Regions from separate parts of the Homo sapiens genome. Here region 1 is linked to region 2. The links are chromatin loops, found by intact Hi-C in ENCODE. Cell type or tissue: sigmoid colon. All regions are shown on one strand.

Region 1 (2,500 bases), 750 kb after region 2:
TTTCATGCGGTGTTATTATATACCACAAATGCTTTTAGAAGAAAAATGAAAAACAAGATATTCAATGTTTAGGAAATTGAAGATGGAAAACAAGAGAGTGCTACAATAAATAGGTGCTTTACTGATGCTTTTATGGCTCTGAAACTTGGGAAACTTTTTTCCCTAACTAGGTAAAAAATTTGTTCTGATATCTGAGTCACAGCTTGGGAGATGGAGTGGGAGAGCAATGCCTAAGTTAATTTAATATTTGAAATCAAAGCATTGTTTTACTTCTAAAATAGTGAAACTACACAGATAGGTATATTCACTGTTACATAATAAGTCAAATTTTCTAAAACATCAGGGCTTAAGTTACCTTTTAGACAATTTCAGAGGAACCTCTCCACTCACATTTCACAAAGCATGTCTCACCGAAGATGAGTTTTGCCTAATTTTAATGAATGTTTCACGAAAAAAAAAAAAGCATTTTGTGATTTAAAAAATATATGGAGCTGGGTTGAATACAACTAAATGGGGCTCCTCAGAGTAAGAGCTCTCCGTCTTTTAATATGTTAATGTGATTTGTGAATGTAGACTCGCCTGGCTCTAAATCCACCTGCATCCTCCAGCATGTCCAGAGATTAATGTTTCCAGGAACCCTTAACTCGACTTTCCACAAACATCTCCTTGAACATAGCTGATAGATAATGCAAACCTTCCTGATTTTCTGGAGTGCGTTCTTTTTTCTTTTTGTTGAACTGCAGCCAAACGGAATGCTTCCAGCAGAATGATGACTTAGTTCGGGTACTGGCTGCCCTGGTAACAGCCTCCATTAGAATCAGGTTATTGTTATGGTCCTGCTCTCAGGCTAATTTCACCCTCCTCTGCAATTGGTGTATCTCCAAATGTAAAAGACATAACCTTAGCAAAGACTATGAGAGGGATGGGGCCATGCCTCTAAATAACAGCTTTGTGGACAGAAGCCTGTTGGGAGACTATGGACAAACTAACAGGACAGAAAAATATTGGACTAGATGGTACTGTTGGTAAGAAGATGTATAAAGGCAACTGAAGGCCAGACAGGTGCTCTTCAAACATTGATGGACCTACAAATCACCTGGAGACCATGCTAACATAAAGATTCTGATTCAGTACATCTGGGGTGAGGCTCGAGCTCCTGAATTTCCAAAGCTCCCATGGGATGCTATTGCCTGTCCATAGATTGCTCCATATGTATCTTGGCCTTAGATTATGTAGGTATTGATGGCTAATGAATACAGCAAAAGAAGGCAATTAACTTGGACACAGGTGATCCTATTTCTTTATATTCAGGCATTTGTGTAATGTTTAAATTCACTGCTGATATTATAATAAATCATGCAATTTCTAAAATAACTTATATAACAGTATTACATAACAAAATCATAAACCATTTTTTTCAAAAGCGCATATACACTCTAAAAGATTCCATTCTAGAAGCAAACTTTGCTATATTAAATCCACACTTTTTAGATGAGACAAAAAAAAGAAGTTGAAATAAACTCTTTTGCAGGTGTTGTGAATATCTATGTCTGTTAATAAATTATAAATTAAAAGTAATAATTACATAATTGAAAGGTAAACTTTAAGACTTATAGACTGTTTTCTGAATGTAATTTATTTAATTATTCTACAAGCATTTAATAAGACACACCATGTGCTAGGTTCTGTGGGTCCAGTGAAGACATGGTCTTTGTGTATCTGGGGATACAAGATTCATTCTTTGCTACACTCACAGTCTCCTGGGACTTTCAGTCTAGTCTACTGTGCAGTATGAAACATGCGAAGGACACTTACCATCAAGATTCACTACCACACTATTGACCTATTATCTAAAGAATTAAGAAAGTATGCATCCGCCAACTCAATACCTAGCCTTATAGTCAATCTATGGATAACTGTAAAAGCAGGTATATGCTTTTCTTTCTGGGGCTTCCCAAGAAGTTATTCTGACCTGGAAGAGCTCAAATGGTTGCTAAATTATGAAAATCAATTTGAATTTCTTTCTGAAATTATTATTTTAAGCTGTAGTAAAATACATATGAATATTACACCAATATTATAAAGGCATATATTCTAGTTAGGCTAATAACCACCATTTATATCCTGTAATTATATAAACATTGCATAAGCCAACTAGTAATTATTTAATCAATCAGTTATAAGGGAAATCAACCTATGACAAAGAAATCCTCTTGATACACCCCTGGTGAAAACACTTCAGTCTAAACAGCAGTTGCCTCATGATTCTTGTACTTTAAATGCTGGGAATATAGTAAGTGTTCAATAGACACTAGACACAGGTAGAAAAGGAAGGAGGAAATGATTTTGCCGTTTGTTTTACTATTTTTTATGCTTTTAGATAGTTAACAGGCTAAAAAGGTAGGGTGTTCAAATCAATTTATACTGATCTATCTACTAAAATTCTACATTGTTTTAGAAATCCTTTTGCTAGGCCAGTGCAGTGGCTCACACTTGTAAT
Region 2 (2,500 bases):
CTGTAGGGACTGATGATTCAGTCTGTAATGATGCATTCTCTTCATCTTCTTTTTTTGTCTTTTCTTCTATATATCCTTTAGGCATTCTACTGTATTAACACTAGATAGAAAAATTAAGATTTAGGCCCAAACATTATCTTCTGGCATAAAGTAAACTAATCGTTTCCTGATGTACAATAAATAAACAGACATATTTCTAGTAGAAGATTCCTTATGATTTATCAAAACCCAATTATCACTTACCCTTATGGAGATCTTAGATCTTAGAAACCATACTGACAATATAAGATTAAGAAAACAACAGAAAATCAAAATATATACCAAGGATAATGTTAATAGGTTTCATCCTTATCACAGCATACTGTTGAAACTTACTTGAAATATTTTTTTAAAAAAGATACAAGAGGACAAGTGTTTAGTTTTTAACAAGGGAGGGGACTAGTCAACAAATATTGATTACCTAATTTATGAACAGCTCTGGCCAAAGTGGTCAAAAAAAAAAAATTAGGACTTTAGTTTTCCTAAACCTATCTTAATTTTTAACAGGATTATAGCTTTGTTCAATCTTTACAGTCTTTAGCCTCTTTTGTGAAATGGGTTTCCTTGTAAATAATAAAATGACACCTATATATATTTAAAGCACTCATGAAATAATTTTATCTCTTTATTAAAAACTGTGATAACCCTTCCAATTTTGAAATTTATTGTCTTCCTAAATTCTTGCTACAAAGCCTATCATTAATATTGCAGTTCATTTTTTCCCTAAAGATTGAAAAAAACACTAACAAATATAAAGTCTTTATGGTCAAAGAATGTACTCCTTTTATAAAACTTGGAGTTGATGTAAAGGCACAGACAACACAAGTTACCTTAATAATAAATGCACTTTTCTTTGTAATTTTGGGTAATTCAGTGTGATTTGTAATTCTTTTAAAAGACACACAATCACTTGTATTTTTGCATGGTTCTTTTTTTCCTAATTTCCCACTATAGTGAAATATCTGTTTTTCCTTCTCTATTGGGTTTGGATTGGAATGATCAGGTAGAATTAAATGTAAAATAACAAAAGGAAAATACTTTATAGATCTTCTCAAAATACTTTGAAGGGTATAATCTCTTTAAGATGGCTTTATTCATATTTAAGCCAAAAACAAAAAGCAACCAAAACACTACTGTTTATACAAAAAGCAGCTTCAAAATCAGCCAGTTATTTTCTGAAATGGAGATGGCAGACATTAGCCTGCACTTACTCCAATATGGCAGCCGCATCTTTGCCTCTTTGCTATGGACACATCCCCAGCAGGCCTGTACTTTCTACTCTCCAGACCTGTTTATGACAGGCCAAGGTGTTTCCTATTATGGTGCCTATGGCTGCACAGTGCACTGCTTGTCAGTAATAAAAGCCAGAGGCTGTCCCTATAGGGATTACAGTGCAGCAGACCAGAGATGCTGATGGGAATGCAAGCATGCCCTAGGCAAACATTGCAGAATACTCTCTGACAGGCAAAAGCCAACAAACACATCCTTTCTTCCCAGACTAGCAGGGAAAGTATTCAGTTATGTCATTTTCACTTGGAACAAACTAATAAGAAGAATGTTATTGCTAAAATAGGTAGAGATGAGAAAGAGCAGTTTATGACCATGAATATGGCCTCTATGGTTTTTGCCTGTGCACTACAAACTTTTAATTTAAACGAGATGAGATTGATCTAGCATATACTATGATAAAATTTCTGAGACATGAGTATCTAAAAGCAGAACTGAGATTAAGTGAGAAATGCTCAGGATTCCTGTCACTGAAAGAAAAAGAAAAAAACCTTTCTTGAAAGGCACAAAGTAGAATGCTCAGACTCTCCATCTACCAATACAAGGTAAAAAACAGCATTTGCATTAACCAACATCATGCATTCTTGTACTAATTTATGTGACTAACTACAAAATGTTATATTGACACTCACTGTGTAGGGTGTCAGGATGGCCAAGTGGTCTAAGGCACCAGACACTCACTGGGTTGGGCTAAAAACACCGTAGAAGACCTCATCAGAACAATAAAACAGAGACACAAAATATTGTACTAAGAGTTAAGAGAATTACAAATAAAAGTTCTGTGGAAAGTCAAAGGTATCCAATTAGGAAAGCCTGAGGTGGGAGACATAGGACACCCCAGATATAGGATGGGAAGAAGATGGGATTAAAAAAAAAGGCTTTATAAAGGATGTAACATTCCAGATAGGCCTTAAAAGATGGCTTCGATCTTTTAAATAAAACTTTTTGTTTTAGAACAGATCTAGATTTACAGAAAACTTGTGTAGACATTACAGATAATTCCTATATACTCTACACTGTTTCCCATTTTTAATGTCTGACTTTAGTATGGCACATTTGTCACAATTATTGAACCAATACTGATACATTATTATTAAACAAAGTCCACACTTCATTCAGATTTCCTTAGTTTTCACGTAATTTCCTTTTTTCTGTTCTGGATCCCATCCAGGAT

What was found. Hi-C counts contacts between places; a loop is a spot of excess contacts. Peaks named below come from ENCODE experiments on the same cell type or tissue, not always from the same donor. Only the 100,000 strongest peaks of a DNase experiment are listed, where the experiment ranks them.
Region 1: it touches region 2 in a loop (5-fold over the local background); 1 of 110 quality-filtered maps calls a loop at or near these places.

What each region holds. Positions count from the first base shown.
Region 1 is chr5:59,776,412-59,778,911 of GRCh38, forward strand. The region is part of intron 1 of PDE4D (phosphodiesterase 4D); the gene reads right to left. Among named protein-coding and RNA genes, the nearest start is that of MIR582, 74 kb to the left of the region's middle. In sigmoid colon, no CTCF peak of the experiment used is centred here; no DNase peak of the experiment used is centred here.
Region 2 is chr5:59,024,533-59,027,032 of GRCh38, forward strand. All of the region lies in intron 6 of PDE4D (phosphodiesterase 4D), which reads right to left. Among named protein-coding and RNA genes, the nearest start is that of PDE4D-AS1, 14 kb to the right of the region's middle. In sigmoid colon, no CTCF peak of the experiment used is centred here; a DNase peak (open chromatin) is centred at 1,353.